3 separate regions of the Homo sapiens genome follow, and all the other regions are linked to region 3. The links are chromatin loops, found by intact Hi-C in ENCODE. Cell type or tissue: chondrocyte. All regions are shown on one strand. Region 1 overlaps SPO11 (SPO11 initiator of meiotic double strand breaks). Region 2 has its middle 120 kb from the start of BMP7-AS1. Region 3 holds the start of BMP7-AS1 (BMP7 antisense RNA 1).

What was found. Hi-C counts contacts between places; a loop is a spot of excess contacts. Peaks named below come from ENCODE experiments on the same cell type or tissue, not always from the same donor. Only the 100,000 strongest peaks of a DNase experiment are listed, where the experiment ranks them.
Region 1: it touches region 3 in a loop (2.1-fold over the local background); 4 of 110 quality-filtered maps call a loop at or near these places.
Region 2: it touches region 3 in a loop (2.8-fold over the local background); 4 of 110 quality-filtered maps call a loop at or near these places.

What each region holds. Positions count from the first base shown.
Region 1 is chr20:57,331,772-57,339,771 of GRCh38, forward strand. It overlaps SPO11 (SPO11 initiator of meiotic double strand breaks), which reads left to right. Exons shown (of 13, transcript NM_012444.3): 2 at 62-175; 3 at 1,417-1,505; 4 at 1,916-1,982; 5 at 2,216-2,324; 6 at 2,979-3,065; 7 at 3,648-3,684; 8 at 4,027-4,136; 9 at 6,505-6,604; 10 at 7,218-7,255. Among named protein-coding and RNA genes, the nearest start is that of SPO11, 6.0 kb to the left of the region's middle. In chondrocyte, CTCF peaks have their summits at 925 and 3,847 (motif pointing left); no DNase peak of the experiment used is centred here.
Region 2 is chr20:57,086,352-57,094,351 of GRCh38, forward strand. No RefSeq gene overlaps it. Among named protein-coding and RNA genes, the nearest start is that of BMP7-AS1, 120 kb to the right of the region's middle. In chondrocyte, CTCF peaks have their summits at 3,448 (motif pointing right) and 5,918 (motif pointing right); DNase peaks (open chromatin) are centred at 3,570 and 4,950.
Region 3 is chr20:57,209,345-57,217,344 of GRCh38, forward strand. The region is part of intron 2 of BMP7 (bone morphogenetic protein 7); the gene reads right to left. BMP7-AS1 (BMP7 antisense RNA 1) reads left to right here and starts at 4,352. Exons shown (of 4, transcript NR_110631.1): 1 at 4,352-4,732; 2 at 5,024-5,151; 3 at 5,461-5,604; 4 at 6,164-6,522. In chondrocyte, no CTCF peak of the experiment used is centred here; DNase peaks (open chromatin) are centred at 3,830 and 4,826.

The sequences.
Region 1 (8,000 bases), 120 kb after region 3:
TACATATTAAAAAGTCAAAATTTATGATTAAGATGGAATCATGCTCTGTTTATTGTTTCAGTTCTGAGGTTCTTGCATCTATAGAAAATATTATCCAAGACATAATCACAAGCTTGGCAAGAAATGAAGCACCTGCATTCACGATAGACAACAGATCAAGCTGGGAAAACATAAAGTGGGCATTTTGCATTTTTATTTTTTAAATGCAATATCTATGTCATTATTAAAATTATTTGAATTAGAGTTCTGGTCATATTTTTTTCATTTTATTGCCTTTACCTTGCCAAAAAAAAGGATTTAGGAAGTTTACGAAATACATACCATACAGAGAGGTTATGTAAACTAGAAGTAGGTGTGAAAGATGAGGCAAAGGAAAACAATGCTAGCACCAACAGAATGGAGCACCAGAAGAGGTTAGAATTCCAAATGCATGTGATAAAGTCTCATAATTTTGCTAAGAATAGGCACCATACTTGGAGCTAAGCTTTCTAGCAGTCAGAGGGGGAGATGTCATGGGTGCAATTCTCACATATGCCACAAAAGCAAACCACTTGCTCAGGGGAAATATAACCAATCCTGATACCAGACCAAAATAAAAGTATCCTGAACATAGAGCACATTTAAGGCTTTCTCCTGACAGATCTTCTGCCCCTGCTAAATCATGTGTCCAAAAAGGGTAAAATCAGCAAACAGCTTTATCAGAATTCTTGAACCTAGTTATACCGGTTTTTTCCAGCCTCTCATATTTTTTAAGAGATACAGAAACAAAATGAAAGGAATTTTGAGTCTCCTTCATCACTGTTGTTTTATGATCTATATAAGTAATATAAGCTGTATACTTTTCAGTCATGTTTTGAAAGATGGATTTTATCTAGCTTTGAAGCAGCTTACACCTGACATATCCACCTGGTGCCTTCTGCCACCTTTAGGGGAAGCTTGGCAGTTCAACTTAACCTAATAAAATTGTTATTTTATGTAATGTAATTTTGCAGGTAAATCAGAAATGAAACATTTCAAAGCTTATTAAATTGAGTAAAATTATTAAATGAGTAGGTTATTAAAATGAGTAAAGTACTAATTGTGAAATATTTGAAAACATTTTACATACACTAAAAATGTCTTCCCAGTAAAAAAGTATGCACACACACAAACACACTCCCACACCCCCTAATCAAAGGTGTTAGCTCATTTATGTTAAATGGTTTATCTTAGTGCCTCTGTATGTCACAAACCTAATTTCCTAGTTATCACCTGGAATGATCTATGCTCTCAAACCAGTTGATCCTAAAGCTTCAGTGCTTAAATTGAGAAGAAATGTGGGTTTTAAATGATGTGCAGAAGACCATAAGTATATATTGTTTGGTGTTTAGAAGTTGTCTTTTTCACTTTTTTCCTTTGCTTTAAACAAAATGACAGGTTTGAAGATTCTGTGGGTCTTCAGATGGTATCCCATTGCACCACCAGAAAGATCAAAAGTGATTCACCAAAATCAGCTCAAAAATTTTGTAAGTTAATTGTTCTTAGCTTTTGGTAATAAAGGATAAATAAATTTTGTTATCTTCTCAATTTTATTTGTTGCTAGTTAAATAATTTTACCTGTTTTTAATAGATCACTTTCATACATAAAATAAATTTCTATAATTTTTCATTGTCAATAACTATGGAAGTAGGTTATCAACATAAACATTTTTCAAGGTATATGGTTCAGTGCATAATTATCCTCTCAGTTTTGCTATCCATAGAGCAATTAATTTTAACTGATTCTGCAGGTAATTGTTCTGTACTTAACCCTCCCATTTTGGAAAGATAATTTTTTAAATGTTAACTAAAATTAAGTTAAAATCCTTGATAGCAGTATCTTTTGAATCAGTAAGAGAAATGATGAGTAACTTGTTTGTTGAATTTTATTTTCCAGCTCTAATCCTTAAAATATTGTCCATGATTTATAAATTAGTACAGAGCAACACTTATGCAACCAAAAGGTAAATATATTGTTCTAGTAAATTACTCTTCAAAATGTAATGTGAGAAATAGTTGGATTAACTTTTATTATATGCTTTGAAAAGTTACATAAGACTAAACTATAGCTCATAATTTACTTTCTTTATATGTTGTGTTTTCATCCAGTTAAAGCTTTCTTCAATTAACACTGTAATACTTGTCATATTCAAAAAGAATATAGTTAATTAAAAATATGTATTTTAAATTTTCATAGGGACATATATTACACTGACAGTCAACTCTTTGGTAACCAGACTGTCGTCGACAATATTATCAATGACATTTCTTGCATGTTAAAAGTGTCAAGGAGGAGTCTACATATAGTAAGTAGTACCTAATACAAAACATTTTATTTTAAAACAAAATGTTTGTATAAAACATAATTTTTTTTTTTTTTTTTGAGACGGAGTCTTGCTCTGTCGCCTAGGCTGGAGTGCAGTGGCGCGATCTCAACTCACTGCAAGCTCTGCCTCCTGGGTTCATGCCATTCTCCTGCCTCAGCCTCCCGAGTAGCTGGGACTACAGGCGCCTGCCACCACGCCCGGCTAATTTTTTGTATTGTTAGTAGGGACTAGGTTTCACTGTGTTAGCCAGGATGGTCTCGATCTCCTGACCTCGTGATCCACCTGCCTCGGCCTCCCAAAGTTCTAGGATTACAGGCGTAAGCCACCGCGCCCAGACAAAACATAATTTTAAAACATAATATAGTCTTCTTTTGCTATTATTTGATGCTTGCATTTTTCTCACTATAAATTTAAGTAATAGATTCTCAATATATTCCTTTGGGTGAATGGACCAAACTGATGAATTACCAAATATTTTTAATTCCTAAATCCCTTACATATTTTCTCTTTCATCTCTGAAATTTCAATCCAAGTGAAAATGCCAGTAATTCAGCAGATGAACACAAGGAGTGACTTAATAGCATAAAACATATTCGTGAAGCAGGTTTCAAATATGTCTATTATTTTTTGCAGTTATCTACATCAAAAGGTTTAATTGCTGGCAACTTAAGATACATCGAGGAAGATGGCACCAAAGTGAATTGTACCTGTGGTGCAACGGTAAGAAGCATCATTGAAGTTTTCACAGCTTTAACTCTTCTAGCTCCTTCAGTTTTGAAGCATAATTTTATTTCTTGCTTTATTATGTAACCTAGAGCTTAAGATTTCAAAATAAAACTGAAAGATGGATAGGAATATGCTTTACAGAACTGTACATTACATAGTTTCAAATTATGCTAATTGTCAAATGTCAGATTGAAATAAACATACAAATATAACTCTTAAAAATGCACTATTATTTTCAGATAAAGTGTGGCTTGGTCATTTTAGCATGTTATTTAGTAATGTTCATAAAATTTTCTGGTTCTGAAAGTAATATTTTTAATACTAAACTATTTGCTGGGCTTTGATACAAAGAGAGCCCACAGTACTAAACTTAGTACCCCTGTTGGGAGAATTGCTGTGAGTCATGTGCCGGTTTTCTTACTGAGGGGTAAAGCTGTTTTCTACTATTTTTTAACAGAGGAAGAAGTCTCTGATGACTGGTATGGTCAAAGAAAAATAAAAACAGAGGGCTTTGTGATAAACTAAAAATGTGGTTATTTTGCTTTTTATGTAAGATAAAAACTTTTTTTTTAAAAGGCTGTTGCTGTGCCATCGAATATTCAAGGAATTCGGAGTATCCTTTAAGTGGGAAAACTATTTAAACTTTTGGAATGTTCATTCATTCATTAATTCCTTTGGTAAGCCAAGCCTTCATAATGTGTAAGGAACAAGTTAGGCCCTGTAGCAGTCAAGATGAACACACCATGGTCCCTTCTTTAGTACTCTTTTAGGAGCTCACCATCTAGTGGAAGAGACAGATATCTGAATATATGAATAGATGTGTTTATATGTTTGAAGGTACAAACTAAAATGTTGTATCTATAGCTGCTTTTGAATTATCTATATGGCACCTTAATTTAGTTGGTGATTAAATTGAAATACTCTTGCTTTCAATTTATCAGCCTTAACTTCACAGATTTAGTTACAGATGCAAAGTTTGTATTAATTGTAGAAAAAGATGCAACATTTCAGCGGCTCCTAGATGACAACTTTTGCAACAAATTGTCTCCTTGCATCATGATTACGGTATATTATCTAACTTTACTACAATTCCAAGACTAATGTATACTGTTATGGTGATTGGTAAGAGGATTTACAATATTATCTACACAATGTCCTGTTTTCAATATAATGCATCCTTTGGGATCATAGAACGGGAATTTCCAATGTGTTTATTTAAACATCCTCAAAGCTGGCTATCACCTCAAGTTCTTTTTTTTTTAATAGAGACAGGGTCTCGCTCTGTTGCCCAGGCCGAAGTACCATGGCATGATCATAGAGCACTGTAACCTTGATAAGTTCATGTTTCTAAAACCACACTCAAAAGCTTTCTTCCTTGAAAAGCTGAGTGTTCCTGCCACTTGTCCTGTGGCTATCAGTGCAGACACTGCAATGAGGTCCACACGTCAGAGTCAGTTTGACTTACTCCTCACATCCCATGGTCACCAAGTCCTTTTGAATTGGCCTTGGGAATCTCTTTCATTTCAGCCCTTTCTCCTTAATCCTTCCCCTTTCATTCTTACACAAGACAACCACCTGGTAGCCTCCAGACAGGCCCCTGACTTCAATTATCTCTCATCCCTGCCACACCAGACTTGTCATTTCCCTCCTTGCCAGTTCAAAAACTTTTGGTTTTGTCTGATACTTCTACTCCAAATCTGGATGCCTCTGTGGAACTGGTCAGCCCTTCTAAGACTCCATTCCGCCTCCTCTCCAGGGCAGCGCTCCTCACTGCCTCCATAAACATCTCTCGCAAATGCCTCTCAAGAAGAGGCTGGGACTCGAGGGCCATATTAGGAAGAGCCATTTTTCACCAGGTCCTTTAACCCTGTTTGACTCCTCTACTGTGTTCATGTGCTATTATTTTTCCCAAAGAACATTATGAAAATACACTAAATACTCACGATGAGCTAGGACCCCTGCTAAGCACTTGACATAGTAAGAGTTCACATTTACTGGTGTTTATCACATGTCAACTTGTATAGGCTCTCAATGGCCTTAGGAGGTAGGTACTAACATCATCGTCACTTTAATAATGGGGTACTGGAATGCAGGAAGGTATTTTACCACGTCTCTATGGCTATTCAAAACCAGGACTGGATTTGAATAGTTGAAATCCATGTTGCTATAATGCCATCACTTGGTGTGATAGGCATATTTATGCTGATTTTATAGATAAAGCCATGGCCTAAAGAGACTAAGAAACTTGCCCAACATCACACCACTGATGATGGGCAGAGAGGGAATTCAAACTCGGAGCTGTGACCCGAAGCCCATTCTGAATCTCTAGGGCTACTCTGCGCTCTTCCTCTGCTCTCTGTTTCATTTGGTTTTCTGCTTTTCTCTAACATTGTTGTAACACTCTTCAATTTACTTTTCTACATAATTATTATTTTAATGACTTCATAATATTATCCCACCATTTAAGTTTTATTAAACCCTAAATTTAAGCCAGGTACTCTTCTAAGTGCTTTATGATTATTAAATAATTTAATTCCTATAATAATCTCATATGTTGTTACAGAGCATCAAACCACAGAGTGGTTTTGTTACTCATTCAAGTTCATGCTGCTAAGAAGTAGCAGAGCTGAGATGCGAGCTCAGGCTGCCTAGCCCCGCAACTGCTGCAGATCACCGCTGTACTATGCTGCCTCTCCACATCCCTGTTGTTAGATATTTTGGCTATTTATATTAGTTTGCGCCATTTTAAATAACACTTCAGTGAGCATCTTTAAATATGTAGGATGTTTATTATTTCTGTTTTTGCTGAAATATTTCCTTAGGACCATTTCCTAGGACTGGCATAATTCCCAGTCCTTCAGTCTGTTTGTATATAATGTACATTTTTTTTTCACAGTCAACACCAGTCTTTCAGCACCTGAAATCCAAGGTAGGAAGATGTAACCCTTTTTTTTGGTGCTGTGACTCAGATATGAACCAGGGTTGCTGTGGCCACATGCAGAGTACTAACCGTTGTATGAGCATAACCTATAATTTATTATTACTATTATTATTATGATTTTGAGGTGGAGTTTCACTCTTTTTGCCCAGGCTGGAGTGCAATGGCGTGATTTCGGCTCATTGCAACTTCTGCCTCCTAGGTTCAAGTGATTCTCCTGCCTCAGCCTCCCGAGTACCTGGGATTACAGGCGTGTACCACCACACCTGGCTAATTTTGTATTTTTAGTAGAGACGGGGTTTCACCACGTTGGCCAGACTGGTCTCAAATTCCTGACCTCAGGTGATCGATCCCCCTACCTTGGCCTCCCAACGTGCTGGGATTACAGGCGTGAACCACTGCGTCCAGCCTAACTTTTAAATTATTAATAAGAGTATAATTGTAACCATTTTATTCTACTGAAGTTAAAATTCTTAATTTTCATCTTCCTTTTAGGGAAAGGGAGTTCCTGATCTAAACACAAGACTTTTAGTCAAGAAACTGTGGGATACATTTCATGTTCCTGTTTTCACTCTTGTAGATGCTGATCCACATGGTAATTTATCACTGGACTATTTACAACAATAGTCATAACTAAATCATATTTGTTGTTGTGTTTTCTTCCTCTTTTTTTTTTTTTCTTTTTGAGATTGAGTCCTGCTCTGTCACCCAGGAGTGCAATGGCGCGATCTTGGCTCACTGCAACCTCCACCTCCTGGGTTCAAGTGATTCTCCTGCCTCAGCCTCCTGAGTAGCTGGAACTATAGGCACATGCCACCATGCCTGGCTAATTTTTTATATTTTTAGTAGAGACGGGGTTTTACCATGTTGGCCAGGCTGGTCTCGAACTCCTGACCTCAGGTAATCTGCCCACCTCGGCATCCCAAAGTGCTGGGATTACAGGCAGGAACCACCGTGCCCAGCCTGTAGTTGTGTTTTCTACTCTCGGGACACTTATGAAACATTTTAAAAGAAAATGATTACATTAAAATTTGGTCTATAATTATTTGACACAATTTATCGTTACTTTGTCATATTAAACTGAGAATGATAAATTTTTCACTGGTGATGTCCACAAAATTAAAATTATAGATAGATAAAATTTGAGAGTGCAAATTAACCTGTAATATGTAAGGAGACTAATTTTATAGTTAACTTTCTTTTAACAGGCATAGAAATAATGTGCATCTATAAGTATGGATCTATGGTAAGTATAGAAAAGCAGTTTTCCTTTTTTATTATTTAGACATTTTATATTCATTGAGGTGATTTCTGCATTTATTAATCACCCCCAAGCAGGCTGAGAGTGCCCAAAGTGTACCTGAGGGCCTAGTATCCTATTCTAGGAGCAATCTGTGTGTCGGTGGCTGTGACTCCAGCTCCCAGTATGACCAGTGCAAACACAGATGACAGAGTGGGATTAGCTGTGGGCAAGCAGCATTATTATCCTGCACTCTCTTGGCATACTGAAGGAACTGTGGGGCTCTGGGGTGACAACAACGCTGTCTGATCACCAAATATACTCGAAATATTATATAGAGCCTTGAATTCTGACTTTTCTAATCCCTTTTCTCCCACCATAAGGAGAAATGGAAACAATAAATGTCACCACCAGTGTCTACAATTACCATATACCAGTGGTCTCACAGTGTGGTCCTAAGCCAGGAGCATCAGCATCATCTGGAAGATTCTTAGAAATGCAAATCTCAGTCCCCATCCAGAACTACTGAGCCAAAATCTCTAGGGGTGGGATCCTCCAAGCATTCTGATGCATGGTGAAATTTATAGCAGATGAAAAGGATGGTGGAGCAGGGTGTAAGATGGGGAATCATGAACAATAAGAAATGTAGGTCAGAGGGCTTCATTTATAGTTTGCTTTAGAAAATTAATACAGAAACACTATATAGAAGTTGTGGTTGTTGTTTTGTTGCTGTTTTGAGACAGGGTCTCAC
Region 2 (8,000 bases), 120 kb before region 3:
AGGAAGGCAACCAAGGGTGCCTGCTGCCATGACCTTGTTCCATCCTTGAGTAGCAAGCACATCTGTGAGTGTGTGTTGGGTCCACAGGCTCAATAGTAACATACAACGGGAGCAACCCCTGTGGTAGGCAGCAGCACTTCCGAATCCCCACTCCTCACCGGCCGTTCATCACCAGAAACGTGGCTGAGTCTTCCAGGGCAGGACGCTCTGCCCACCCAGGCCATTCTCTAGTGGACAGACCTGCCTTCTTTTAGTCTAGCCCTGGGATCTTAACTGGGGAGGATTTTGCCCCCCTGGGGCATCAGTAGCTGATGTCTGGGGACATTTTTGGTTTTCCTGACTGGGAGGGAAGATTGCTAGTGACATCTCGTGGGTGGAGTCCAGGGATGCTGCAGATGCCCCACAATGCACTGGCCGCCCCCACCGTGAGTTACCCAGCCCCGAAGGCTGATGGTGCCATGGCTGAGAAAACTGCTCTATCCCAGGGTTTTGCCATTACAAAGTCATGCTCACAAATGCGTGAACGCTGTTACTTATCGACATTACAGGAGATTTTCAAAAATCGTGTTAACAGAATGCAAATGTTAGCATCAGAACGTAAGATCCAGCTTTGCGGCAACTTCGCTGTCTCAGGGGCTCCCTGAAGAAATCCTGCACCGTCTCACTTCTCACATGGCCCGTGCAAAGCTGCTGTCTAGGTGGAAAGCTCTCCCCACCCCAACCCCGACCCCTTCCCCATTCCCTTCTAACCGCCCACACCTTTCAGGGCTTGGCTGAGAGGCCTCTTCCTTCAGGAAGGCGTCCCTGACCTCTAGACCTCAGTGGTCCTACTGCCACCCGTGTGTGCTCCCTGGTCACGTGTCTGCTGTTGAACAGCCACTTGTGCGTGCTCCCTGGTCACGTGTCTGCTGTTGAACAGCCGCGCCCGCCTCCCTGCGGCCTTGCTCCTGCCCTTCCTTCAAGGGAGCCTGTGCGCATGCTGGGCTGTCTTTGCAAGCTCCCACGCCACCTACCTGCCAACCAGGTGGCTTGAGAGGGCTGACGAGAGCTCACCCTGCTGCACCTCTCTCTATGATCAGACACACACCTGCTCCGCATTGAGACTCGAAAGCGCAGGCTCCAGAATTGTTTTTTTATAATGATTTATAAAAATAACATAAATCAAAAATTACTGCTGGGAAGCTGTCCGTTTCCACACACATCTGTACCTGTGGCTTTGTGCATACAAGGCTGACTCACAGGCTGCCACTGAAATCCTCTGGAATAAAATCAGGTTGGCATTTCTTCTATTCAGCACTGTACAGAATAAACCCAGGCAAGACAGGAATCAGGAGGCTTTTAGCTACAAAGGAACACACTTCTACCAGAGATGCTTTTAATAACTCTTTATCATTTTCATCACGAATCCAGAGGAGGGTGGCAGTGCCAGGTTGCTCGCTGATGGACTCAGTGACATTATCAGAGACCCAGGATCCTTCTACCCTCCACATGTCAAGTTTGGTCCTAAGGCTCATCTCCTCATGGCGCACGAGGGTTGCACCAGCTCCAGCCATCACCTCCTCACTAGCTATGTCCAGATGTAGAGAATAAACATTTCCTTCTAGAGTCTCTTTTTAAGACTAAAGAAACCGCTTCCCAAATTCCTTCTGTGGACGTCCCCTCTGGACTTATGAACTTCAGCCTGTGTCTCTTCCTAACGACACTTGGCAAAAGGAATTGATTGCTCTGGTTGGCTAAGACCAGGGGTGGCAAACGATGGCCCGGGGCCAATTCCATCCGCCATCTGCTCTTGTAATAGCCACATCCTTGTGCTTGCTTGTAGTCTATGGCTGCATTCACACTACAGTGTCAGAGATTATATGCCTAAAGTATTTACTAGTTGGTCCTTTACAGAGAAAGTTTGCCAGCCCTGGTTTGGACTCAGATGGATGACCAGGGCAGGACAGGGCCATCCGTGAGCACATAGAGAAAGGGGTTGGTGTCGGGGGTGGAATCATTCAGGTGGGAACACAGAGGTATCTGGTTCAAATCTGGCTTTGCCTCTGACAAGCCATGTGTCCCTGGGGACCCCCTAATCTCTCTGAGGCTTAGTTCCTCCGTCTGTAAAAAGTCAAACCTTTCACCGTTTCTGTGTGGATTAAACAAGGTAATAGACACAAAGCACCTGGCACGGAATAGACCCTAAGCGTTATGTTCCTTTTAAGCCTTTCCTAATGGATTCTATGCTGTTAGACTCACCCCAAAAGAGAGGCTGCCACAGGGATTTGCGGTTTGCTAATTGGAATCCAAACATTGCTTCTGCTGTTACAAAAGCCAAGTTACCCAAAGTAGAATTGGTTTTAGGAGCTTTTTTGAAACTAGAAAGAGCTGACAATAAAAACTCCAAAGGAGACTTGTGCAACTGGTGATCATGGGTGGGAAGGGGTGGACGGGATGTCTTTTCTTGAGGGTTTTAGGATCCAAGAGTGTTTTGCTCCCAGAGATCTTTGTTGTTCGCTGCATGTCAAGGCAGGGGGCTGAGCAGGAAGGATTGCTGAAGACGTCCTGGTGACACGCATTGAAGGCTGGGGTCCCCAACTCCAAGCCCTGAGAACCTCTTATAATATCCTGGCCACCCCCTATTTTGGAAGAAAATGGCTACCAAACAAAATGTTTTCATTAAGTCATTAATTTTATTTGTTTTTTTTTTTAAACCGATCAAAAACATATGTATTAGCCAATCTGGACTTCTGCTGAGACCAGAAAGCAAGAGACACAGGGTAAAAAGAAGAGGCTGTGGGTCTAGACAGACCTGAGTTTGCATCCTGGTTTTCCACTTTGGCTGTGTACACCTGGGGCAGGAGACCTCAGGTCTCCAGACTCACTTTCCTCATCGGTAAAATGGGGATCAGAACAGCACCTCCTTGCTAAGGTTCTTGAAAAGATTTGATAAGCCCAGTTAGGAGGTAATATGATGATGCAGGAAGGGCGTCAGGGCCTGGTGTATAGTAGATGCTCAACAAATGTCAGAGACTATGTTTTCTAGTATATATATGGCTCCAGCACTGCAAGGCAGATACTAATGCCATTTTTCAAAAGAGGATACCAAGACTCAGAGAGGTAAAGTAATTTGTTCTACGTCACACAGCCAGGAAGGGCCAGAGCACAAGTCTGGGTGGCTCCAGGACACCAGTGAGTAGATATCAGGCTACTTGACCACCGGACAGTGACCAGGAGACCCACTGAGTGGCCATGATTCCTGCCTGAAGCAGAGCCAGGCGTTGTTTGAGTCGGGGCTGCCTCACCTTAGGAGGTGGCCTTCTATTAATAGCAGTGTTGACAACAGCCTCTAGGTGCACATGCCTGAGTCCACCCCAAAGTGGGGACCAGGAAGATCCCCAACCCCAGGGGAACCAGGAAGAGGCTGCCCCAAGCAGCCACAGGGCACCCTGGAGGACCCCCCGGCGGCCAGCAGAGGGCAGCAGCCACCTGTAAGGGAGGAGGCCCTTGGGTTGACACAGGCAGGAGAGGGGCTGCCCAGCGCCAGGTGTCCCTGCCTGTGTCCTGACAAAGTTACAACAGTGGGGACCCTCACGGTTCTGACGAGGTGCCAGGACAGTCCTTTTGGAGCAGGCACTGCTGCTATGACCAGGCCTTTCACAGAAGGTGTCTAAGTGGCACGGCACCGGTAGGGAGCTGGGCCCACGCCCTGACAACCTCCCCACCCCCAGGGCTCCTTGCACTTCCCGCAGATCCAGAGGCAGGAACCGTGCAGGTGCACACAGCCCGGGAGCTGGGATCCTCCGAGGCCAGCACAGCTCATACCTGTTTTCGAGACGCAGGAGCTGAGATTCAGAGTGGGAAGTTATCTACCCAGTGTGATTCACGGAATAATGTCCAGAGCCTGTGAACATGTCACTTTACATGGCAAAAGGGACTTTGTAGGTGTGATTCAATTAAGGATCCTGGGGTGGGGAGATATTCCCAGGTTAGCTGGGTGGGCACAGTGTGATTCCTTATAAGACGGAGGTAGGAGGGTCAGAGTCACACCAAGGCCATGTGACAGAGCAGCGGAGGTTGAAGTGATGCAGGGAGAGACTCCACCGGCCACCACTGGATTTGGGGAGGGCGGAAGGGGCCACAGGCCAAGGAATGTGGTGGCTTCTAGAAACTAAAAAGGCCAGGAAATTGGTTCCCCCCAAAGCCTCAGGAAGGGATGCAGTCTGCCACTCCTTGATTTTAGCACAGTGAGGCCCACTTCAGACTTCCGAGCTCCAGACTATGAGATCAAGTGTTGTTTTAAGCCACCAAGTTTGGGAAAATTTGCCACAGCAGCAAGAGGAAACGAACGCACTCAGGTGCTCCTGCCACACACACTCACAGTTGCACAAGCTGGTGCAGCTCCAGACCCACACACCTCCACCACCACACACTCCGCCATGCACACACACCTCCACGCACACACACCTCCACCCGCACACACACACACCTTCACCACCACACACTCCACCCACACACACCTCCACCCACACACCTCCACCCACACACACCTCCGCCCACACACACCTCCGCCCACACACACCTCCGCCCACACACACCTCCACCCACACACACCTCCGCCCACACACCTCCGCCCACACACACCTCCGCCCTCACACACCTCCACCCACACACACCTCCACCCACACACGCCTCCACCCGCACACACCTCCACCACCACACACACCTCCACCCACACACACCACCCATGCACACACCTCCACCCACACACACACACCTCCACCCACACACACACACACCTCCACCCACACACACCACCCACACACACCACCCATGCACACACCTCCACCCACACACACACACCTCCACCCGCACACACCTCCACCACCACACACATCTCCACCCACACACACCACCCATGTGCACACCTCCACTGGCACACACCACCCATGCACACACCTCCACTGGCACGCACTACTCCACCTGCGTGCGCCTCCCACCTGCGTTCACCCTCCACCTGTGTTCGCTCCCACCCACTCATGCCTCTCCACCCGCAAAAGTGTGAGTGCTGAGGCTGGGACTCAACCTGAGCCGCTGGCTCTGGATTACTGGGTCCTGCCGGGCTGGCCAGGCCTGGTCACAGGCCGGGTCCCAGTCAGCAGCTCTTTACCTCAACAAGGAGAAGGTTGGGAGGTCGCTGGGATTGTCATTACTTGTCCACATTAGTCAGGGTTCTTACCCTTCCCTCATCTCTTTCCCCATCCCCATGCCTCCCATTCATTCATTCAGTCATTCATTCAGTCAGTCAGTCATTCCTTTTCTCAACAAATACATATTTACTAAGCACTTACTGTGTGCCAGGCAATACAGTACTGAACAAGGCAGTCTGCTGAAGGAGGCAGACACAAGCCCCGAGAGGGGGTGATGTGACATCATGGAGGGCTTCCTGGAGGAGAGAAAGTTGTAATGACGAGATGCCAGGCAGCCAAAGCAGAGAGGGGTTCATCGAACGACCACATATGAGGCACTCGCCATGCCAGCGGGCTGGCAGCTGGATAAAGTGAGGTCCTCCGGGACTCAGGTCCAGTAGAGAAGTCAGGCACAGCATAGGGGGTGCTGGGAGGTGGACCCCCAGGAGAGGGGGGAAGGGGAGGAGACAGAGGTTACAGGAGGAGCCCAGGGAGGGCAGCGTGGAGAGAGCATAGGCTCAGGGGGCACAGCCGGTGTCCCTGCACCTGACTCGCAGTGCGCGCTCGGGGAACAGCTGCTGGGTGGCGAGTCAGGGGCAGCAGGCCCGCTCGGCAACCACAGCTTTGGCTTCATTCTCAGGACCTGCGTGTAGCGAGCGACTCCGCACGAGCTTGCCCTCCGCAAGGGCCTGCAGAGAGAGCCGCTCCCCCGCACGCTTCTTGCCACCGGCTGAGAATATGCTGAGCACCCACCAGAGGGCGTCCGCACTCACTGTGCCCCCGGCCTGCGCTCTCACAGTTGACAAGGGACACGCGGGCACGCGCGCAGCCTCATGCTCACGCACTCACACGCATCCAGTCCCTCACACACTGAAACACATATTCACACACATGCTTGCTCACACACAGACCCCTGCACATTCACTCACACACACACTCATACAGATGCACGCTCCAACATGCAGGCTCGTGCACACACACACTCAGAAACACTGTCACACACACCCCTTTCCACACAGCCAGCATGCCAGGACAGGCCTGTCATCCCCCTGAGAGTTGCCTGTGCCCTACCCAAGGTGCCCTGCAAGAGCCCTGCCCTGAGCGGTGACCCCAGAGCCTCAGACTTGCGGGGAGGGGTAGGGACCTGCCAGGTGGCCATAACATCCCCAGAGGCCTGCGAGTCCTGCCAGGGCCAGAGGGCAGTGAGGGTCCCCAGGCCGGGACACACCCCGACAGGGATCAGTCCGTCCAGCTGGGAGGACCTCCCCTCTGACCCCTCCTCCACGCAGGCCCAGCTGGAGAATAAGCACAGGCACACACACTTCCAACCCACCGCCTGCATCCATTACAACCACCCTTCCACCCGCACAGACTTGCTGGGAGCCGGGAAGATGCCAGCCTGCTTTTCTGCTCTCCCTCCTTCAATCCGCACCGGGGTCTAGGGAGCAGGCGCTGTCGTGATGATGCCCGCTTTACGGAGAGGAAACTGGACTCCAGGGTATGGGGGCTGCCAAGAGCAGCACAGGAACCGAGCCGGTGGGCATCCGCACCAGCCTCCTGACCCTCCCCTCTTGGGTTCCCTGAGTTGGTGGGAGAGCACCCAGCCCCTGGGCAGGGAGGCCAGGTGCCCGGCTGCCCAGGCGTGGGAGGGGCAGAGCCCTGCCCACCTGGGGTGGACACGGCACTCCAGGAGGGTGACAAATTCACTGGACCTTGGACAGGCATGAGGGTGGGGGTGAGTGATTGTGTAGGAATATTTGTGGGGAGGTGCTTGTCTCTCCGCACTGTGAAATGGATGCTCAGAGAACTCCCCACGAGGCTGGTGGGAGGGTGGGTGGGGGAGGGGAACGCCTGTGTGACGTAGAAATAATGACTCGGGCAGTGCGACGGCTCATGTCTGCGGGCACCTACGTGCAGGCTGTACTCCTCGTGTACACATCTATTAATTTGTTTAGCCCTGATGGCCACCCTATGAGGCAGGCACTGTTGCCATCCCCCTTTACAGAGGGGAAACTGAGGCACAGGGCAGTTAAGTCAGGGTCCTGCCTGAGCTAGTGAGCAGCAGAGCCAGGGTGCAGACCTGAGGAGCTTCCCTCTAGACCCAGAGCTTCCTCTGTCACAGATGGCCATGAGCCTGGCGGCGTAAAACAACACCCACATGTCACCCTACAGCTGAGGTTGGATGCCAGCTGTGCCCTTCTCTTTTCTGGCTGCTCCGAGGCCTCATCCCCATCTTCGCCTCTCAGAGCGCATTTCCCTTGCATCTCCAGTCCCTTCTCCCTCCATGGGTGCTGCTGTGTCCCCGTCTGCGTGCTCCTTCCCTGTGTCTGTCTGTAGGCGTCTCTATGCATCTCCATACGTGTTTCTGTCTCCACCCCACCCCTGCCCTGCGCTGTCCCTTTGAGTGGAGCAGGATGGCCAGGCCCTCCCATGTGGACAGATCTTGCTGTTCCTCATGGAAATTCAATGTCCCTGGGCCTTGGATCTCCTTCCAATGTGGACCAAGCCTGGGTCTTGCTGTGTCTCCGGGTATACCGGCTGCAGCCGCCTAACCTGAGACCCTGCTGAGGGACTCAGCCCTGATCTCCGGGGCACCCTCTGCCCAGCTGTCCTATCCCCCCCTTTGTTCCTGCCTGGTCACCCCCACCTCAGTGACACCCCCCACCCGCCACTCAGTAGAAGCCTCAGACCTTCCCTGCAGATGAAGGGGAGTGGGGGCAAAGGGAGGCCTGGAATCAGGGGGTTGTAAAATCGTGTCCTGGAATTTGCTGGAAGCAGAAAAGTCCCCCATAAAAGTCTTTGGATCCCTCATATTCGGTTTCACGAGCCAGT
Region 3 (8,000 bases):
TGAGGCAGGAGAATCGCTTGAGCCCAGGAGGCGGAGGTTGCAGTGAGCTGTGATCACGCTATTGCACTCCAGCCTGAGTGACAGAGCGAGACCCTGTCTCAAACAAAAAGAAAATAAAAGAAAGTAGATTAGTGTTTGCCAACAGCTAGACAGGTAGGGAAAATGGGGGTAACTGTTAGTGGGTATGGAGTTTCCTTTCGGGGTGATGAAAACATTCTAACATTAGACAGTGGTGTTGGCTGCACAACTCTGAATGTACCAAAAACCACTGAATTATACACTTCAAATCTTAATAAAGCTATTTTTTGAAAATGGATAAGGCCAATCTAAGCCCCAAATATAGAGTATGGTGCCATTATGTTAACAATTGTTTTAAAGTGTACACACAGCTGCATGAAACATTTACACGCATACACACCAGAGTGGTAGCAACAATTCACTGTGAAGTATTTTGCTTCCCTTTACAAGCTAACACATGTACGTCAATATTGTCTCAATTTAGTAAGCATGCCCTATTTCTGGAAAAAGCTAGATCTGTATGGGGCAACATATTTCCATGTTATACTTGAACAGCAGAACAAACCTAGGTGAGGGGGCAAGCCTGGCTCTCATCTTCTTTCCTGGGTTTGGACAGTTTTTTCCACTCCTCTAATCTCAGAGAAAGGCAGCAGAGCCAGGGGACAGGCCACACGTCTGTTGTCTATAAACTTGATGATCCTTCCACTTTCTCAGGCTGTTTCTGATTAAAGAAACAGCAAGACCCCAAAAGTCGTCTTCTCTTCTCTTCTGAAACTGGGTTCTCCCATAGCCCTGCTCTGCAAGGCATGAACCGCTGGTGACCCCAATGCCGCCGCACTAAGAGGCGTTAATATTTAACCACCAGCCTGGGGACAGCGTGCTGCTGGGCTTTCAGGTGCCTCCTCCCAAGGACGCCCAGGTGAATCGGCTGAAATCTAATTCTAGGGGAGCAGGACGAGGAACCGCACATCCCCAGGCTCGTTTCCAGTGTCTCCCAGCCCACCTTCCCCTGGAAAGTTCTACCACAATGGAAAAGGGGATATTTTAAAATCTCAAACGTGGGAAGGCAGGAAGTCCTTTTTTTGGCCTCTGGCTACCTACCTAGAGGCTATTTAGAGACTGATCCTCATGGGCCTTCACCCACCACCCGCCTCCCAGGGGAGTAAGACTCCCATGTGGGATGCAGGACCCGGCCTCAGCGCAAACACAGATCCAGGGAAGATGGCCCTGAAACTGCCCCAGGGCAAAACAGAGCGGAGTTGGGAGTCTGAGGATCTCTCTGGCCCTGAGGCACCCAGGCACGCGTTGGAGCCACAGGAAACACGAATTCCAACATGGCCACACAGTGCACACTGTCTCGTTACCTGGGACAGTCCCCATCCTGTCTGCGCCCACCATCGGGGCTCCTTCAGCCTCCTGCCCCTGGGCCCAGCCATCCAGGGTCTTAGGAGCAGAACAGGCCCTTGGAAATCCATTCTGGTCATTTTAATTTTCAGCTTGGAAAGATGAGAGAGTTTTTGTCTTGCGCATGGGCAGCTGGTGGCTGAACGAGGATTAGACACCAGTTCTGGGCCATAATTTAGGGCAGTGTAATGAAAAATGTTCTCGCCATCACAGCCTGAGAGCCAGCCTGATATCCCCCTCTGCTACCTTCAGACACAGCCCCCCACCACCTTCAGGGAGCAGGCGCAAGCCAGGGTTGGAAGGGCCGCATGTGGAATCACCCGGCTGGTGGCCGGGGGCCCTCAGCACCCTGACACCTCGTACTGGGCACCTACTGCACACTAGGCTCTTAAGGGACACTCTCCCACCTCCTCCTCCCTCCTCCAATGAGGTCAGTACAATCCGCATCCCCACTTAATATCACCTTAATACCACCTATTACATGGGGATGGGGATTGTACAAAAACTGAGGGGCAGGGAGGCTCAGGACACGCCTCTGCTGGGAGCAACAGGCCCCAGGCCAGAGGTTACTCGAAGCACAGAAAGCCATCTCCAGGAGCCCCACCCAAGTTAGAGGAGGCAGGGCAGGAGAGGACGGGGCTGGCCCAGGCCCACCATCAAAAAAAAGGAAAACACACTTCAGATGATGTGGTAGGCAGAATAACACCCCCTCAGACACATCCAGGTCCTGACCCAGGAAGCTGTGGGTATGCCACCTCCCAGGCCCTGATCCCAGAAGCTGTGGGTATGCCACCTTCCACAGCAGCAGGGACTTTGCAGATGTGATGAAAGATTTTTGAGTTGGGAGATTATCCTGGATTATCCTCATGGGCCCAAAGGAATCATAAGGGTCCTGATAACAGGGGAGGCAGGAGGCCAGAGAATAAGCTGTGACAGCGAAAGCAGGGGTCAGGGTGGTGTGACTGCGGCTGGGAACCTTGAGCCAAGAAAGGGGGCTCTGTCTCCTAGAAGCCAGAAACAACAAGGAAACAGATCCTCCCCCAGGCTCTCCAGAAAAGATGCAGCCCTATGGACCCCCTGATTTGGGCCTAGTAAAACCCATTTCAGACTTCAGACCTCCCAAACTCTAAGAGAATAAATGTGTGTTGTCTTAAGCCACTAAGTTGGCGGTCACTGGGCTCAGCAGCTGGAGGAATGAATACAGTTTCTCTCCTGAGATCCACACTGAAACGCCTCCTCTCCACAGGTGCTCTGCTAGGAGCCAGAGACACAGCGGCAGCCAGAGATGGAGCTCCGGGTCCAGAGGCTGGGCGTGCGTAGCACACAAGAGGGTCATTCAAACCCTAATTAAGTGGCGTGAAGGAGGGAAGAGGCCTCTGGGTGAGCAAGACAAAAGAAAAGGACTAGATGTGAGGTGTGAGGGTGTGCGGGGAGGACGTTTTATAGAAACATCTCCCGAAGGGGGTCAGAGGATGAGCAGAACTAACACAGCTAAAAGGGCAGGGAAAAGCGTTCCCGGCAGAGAGAACCGAATGCGGAAGTCATGATGAGAAAGTAGTGAGGAGAGGGCACAGGTGCACGATGTCCCCTGCAGGGCCTCTGGCCGCGGGAGGTCAGGTCTTGCTGAGCGCTGGGAAGCCGGGAGGAGTTCTAAGCAGGAGTGGAGATGACGGGCTCTGCCACTCGCAGACCCAGCTGACTCGCTCCCCGACCCCTAGTCTGACCCTCGCCCTCGCCTCACTCTGCTGCTCTTTGGAAAACTGCAGGCCGGACATTCTGAAGGCCTGCATGTTGTGAACGGTTGCTGGGCCGCAAGGATATTCCTCAGAAGAAAAGGAGCAAGAGAGCGAGCCAGCGAGCATGGCCAGAGCATTCCCAGGCTAGCATGATGTCATGGAGGGAGCACAGGCTTGCGGCTGCGGTGAGTCAGGCCGGGAAACTGCAACCCGCCGTGCACCTGGAGTCAGCCCAGCAGCAACCCCAGCCTGCAGGGAAGCCCGGGAAGGAGATCAAAGGAGCCCAGAAGGAAGCCGGCCCCACCCTGGCAGCCAGCTCCCGGGTCCAAGGGGTGCCCCTTCTGAGCTGCAGGCTGGGGAGGACTCAGCCCGGGCCCCAGGCTCCCCCACCTCAGCTTCAGGGAATGCCCTGCTTTCCTGCCAAATCATAGAACAGTCCCTGGCATCCCCCAGACGGGAAGAGGAAGTCAGGGAGGTCCAAGGCTTTTTAAAAATACACTTTCTTGAAGACGGTGCATATCCAGGAAGGCTAAAATTAAAGCTTTGGGGAGTAAGGTGGAAAAATACACAAAGAGGCACAATATCCTCCTGCCCCAGACAGAGCTCGGGTGGCCACCCACGGCCCTCTCACCCACCCCACGGCTGTCTGTCTCCCTCTGGGCAGGGCCAGCTGACTGCAGACAGCACCAACCCAGCCACTCATGGGAAAGTCAGGAAGATGCCCGTCCAGCACCCGGAGGCCAGCGTTGTCACAGTCAGAAGGCGAGTCAGTGGCCCTTATGTTCTAGCCCTCAGTTTCTCCATCCACAAGACAAAGGGTTTGGAGTTTATCAAGGTCTCAAAAACTGCAACTTATTAATAGGATAGCTAAGAGAGGAAAATGAGAGGATCAAAAATCCAAAATGCTCTGTGGTGAAATGAGGTTGGGAAGCACCACATGACACATTGCTCCTTAGAGATGTCATAATGCACCTTAGCTCTTTAAAGGCTCTGAAAAGTCCTGCTGCAAAGAAATGTCTGCTCCGGCAATGGAGCGCAGTAACGAGCCGTTCAAACTTGTGTCAAGGTGTGGATCACAGAGGCTGGGGGTCAAGAGGGAAGAGAAATACAGCGACAAATGGAAGGCTCTCCCTCATTAGAGACACAGCCACCAGCAGAGACAATCAGGGGGTGAGAGGCCCGGAATCCTCTTTGTGATGAAATCCCCAGAGTGGTCCTCGGGTCCCACAGTGGGTGCTCAGGGATGTAGGCTGTAGGGCTCCAGGCTCTGAGTTGAGGAAAATTGGAGTTAAATTTCAGTGAAGTAACCCTGAGCAAGTCAGTCTCTGTCCATCAGGTTCTTTTGTTTGTAAAATGGAGGTAGCCATGAGGATTGTTCTGAGAATGAGTTAAATGGAAAGATATGCTCAAGATGCCAGCGCAAAGCCAGAGACTCAAGGTTCGCAGCTGGTTGGAGCAAACCTCAATGTCAGTGTGAATCTTCCACCATGGGATTCAAGCTGCCTTGGCTCTAAAGTAAGATCACAGCTGCAGTGAGCTGACCCCAACTCAAGATGGAACCATCTTAGAACAAGGTGCGGAGCGAGCCCTCTGAACCGTATGGTACCTGAGAGGCGAGCACTGTTGTCCCCTCTCACAGGTGGGAGACTGAGGCTCAGAGATATGCAGGTAGTGAATGGAACCACCCCAGAGCCTTGTTCCAGCAAAGTGTCACCCCTGCACGGTGATGGTTTGATGGTGGAGGGAGAGCTACCACCCAGAGAACCCGGGGGTTCCCCTTCCACTCTTCTCACCCCGCACTCCCCCTGCCCCAGCAGCTTGCAGGGGCTGAGCAATTAACTTCCCTGCCTCAAACCCTTTATCAGCTCTTAGGATAAAAAGCCAAAGCTCTCTAATGTGTTCTGTGATAAAGAAGACTATGGAACTGACAGTCCAAACCGAGAAACTGGGGAGAGAGAGGAGGCATTATTGTCAACTCCAGGTCATCCAACCTGTAAGGCCCTGGATGGTCCGGCCCCTGTCTCCACAGCCTCCTCCCACCCAGCCCTCCTCATCTGTGCCAGTCTCCAGCCCACCACAGCCCCTCACACATGCTGTTTCCGCTGCCTGCAACACTGTTCCCTGCCTTTTCACCTCCCTCACACCTGCCTGTTCTTGAGCATCCCAGGGAAGCGTCCACTGATGCCCTAATGGTGCATCCACGTCGGACACGCTCCAAGCCCAAGTCCTCTCCCCTGCGCCATCTGGGCTGGAGTTTCAGTTTGTTTGTATAGTTTTTTGGGTTCTCCTCTTTTCCTGCCAGGTTTTAAGCTTTTTGTCAGCAAGAACCAGCCCTATTTTATTCAGCCCTGGAGCGGCCTCTCCACCAGGCACACAGCTTAGCACAAAGCAGGCCTCAGATGCACGCTGGACAAATGTGCTGGTATCCTCTGCATCCTTATGGCCAGTAAGGTTTTCTGGTTTCACTTCCAATAGTTTACATTATTAAAAGAGAAATGGTAAATACTTTTTCAGATTATTCAGGTAGCTCCAGAAATGGCTCTGACTCACAGTTCACTGGGGCCTTAGCCCACCCAGCCCACTCTATGTCCCACTGGGCACCCACACTCCCAGGCCATGGGCACCCAGCTGCACATCCTAGTTGAAGGGAAACCCTCATCAGCCCCTGGGCACCTCCATACCCCCCACCTTCACAGGCCTGGCTATGGAACCAGGGGGCTGTCAAATTACCTCAAATTGACCCCTCACTGGAAACTGCCAGGCTGCATGGGCTTCCGGTTGAGTGCCCCCATTTACTGTCCCCATCACCTCTTCGGAGCCACCTCCTTTCCCCACATCAGGCAAAAATCAAGAGGACTCAGGTGGGCAGAAAGCAACAGCTGGGAAGAAAGCACATCTCACATTTCCTTTTGGACCTGACTCTTGTCCCTCTTTGCTTAAGATATCAGGGTTTGAGCCCCAGAATTTCTGGAAAACTGGAGGCTCTACTGTTCCATTCAACCCAGGCATGATCCATCCAGAAACCCAGTGGAACTGAGCCGCGAGCTGGATTCCAGCTCACAGAACACACCAAGAACTCTGGTGAAACATCAAGAACTCTGGGGGGTCCCCCCAGAAAAATCTGGGGGGCACTGCAGAGCTTCTGACACGGCTCTGGGGGAAATCCCACACGGATGGGCAGCTGCCTGCATCTGGCACTGTGGAGGTGGGCGGGCAGCCATGGAGGATGGGGAGACTCATCTTTCTAGACTTCTCCTGGGGACCGCATTTCCTCCAGCCTCCAGGTCCAGACCAAAATAGAATGAGGTAAATTCAGCCCCTTTCCTGAAGCACACTCAAGGAATAAACAAGCACCACAAATACAGTCTTCGGGCTGGGTCATCTTTCCAACCTCATTTTTTTTTTTTTTTAAGAGAACCACAGGCTGTTTTAAGATTCCAAACCCAGAGACAGAAAAAGTGCAGCAAAGCAGGGCGACAAGGGGAAAGAAACTTGACAGTGCTTTGCAGACAGAAACAAGTGACGCAATTTCCAAATTCAAGATTCTCAAAAACAGAGGCTGGGTTGGAACATCTAGAGAAGGCCAGAGCGGGCTGTTCTAAGACTTATTCTCACGGTAGCATCCTGAAGCCGGGGGGGTCCAGGAAGGGGGCAGGCTGAGGACATCAGCTTGCACTTGGTAGGCCCTCACCAGGTCCCAGAAGCTGTGCCGGTGCCAAAGCTGCCCCTTGCCAGGAAGCCCTCCCGGCTGCCCTGTGTGGTTGACACTTGGCCTCTGTCATGCTTCAGTGACCCCAGAGGCAGGTCCTGAGTCAAGGACTTGAATGCAAGTAGTTTGTCTGAGAGGTGACCCCAGGAACCACCTGGAGAGGGCGGGGAAGTAAGGCAAGCTTGGAGATTGTCAAAACAGAACACTGTGGGCCTGGGACTTCAGCCCGTCAGAACCTCCTGGAGCAGCTCCAGAGGGGTGCACCTGAGGACGAGGGCGCTGTCTCCTGAGGGCGAGGGGGCTGTCTCCTGAGGGCGAGGGGGCTGTCTCCTGAGGGCGAGGGGCTGTCTCCTGAGGGTGAGGGGCTGTCTCTTGAGGGCGAGGGGCTGTCTCCTGAGGGTGAGGGACTGTCTCCTGAGGGTGAGGGGGCTGGGGAATTCTCCATAGACCTTGACTCCGACTCCTCAGTGGGTCAGAGAAAGTTCCCCGCAGAGCTCCCACATAGGGGAAGGTGTGTGGGGAGGGGAAGCCTCGAGGTCTGCGGCTCAGCGGGTCCATCTCTCCGAGGAGGAGTGGAGGCCCTGTCCAAGGTGGCAGTTGGTGAGGCTGACATGGTGGGAGTCACCACCTGAGCAGCCAGACATGGGCTGGAGGAGAAATGCTGTCTACATTCATGGCAGGGACCCCCGCCAGGACAACCTGTGGTGGCATCTGCAGAGAAAAGACTCAAACACCAGTGATGCTGGGGAAGCTGGAGGATCCCTCTTATGTCCAGGAGCCAGACTAGGGCCTCAGAGATGCTTTTCCTACTGCACCGTGAGCCCCCGCATGTGGAACACCCAAGGGGAAAGGGATGGAGGCAGGACTCAGCTGGAGAAAGCTTTCCAAGGAGAATGACCATGACAGGTTTGTTGGGAGGCTCCTGGTTCCAGCTCTCAATCCCACTTGCAAACCTGACTCCCAAACCACCCCACCCACCCTCTCCCACTTCCGGGACCTGTGGGTTCAACCCCAGAGCAAGAGGCTGAGCCCGCTCCCTAAGCCCACAGCATGGAGGGGAAAGAGCCTGCTATTGAGGACACCTCAAGTGCCATCTTTAAAGCGCCCCTAACTAGGCCCTGGGGAAGAGTTAG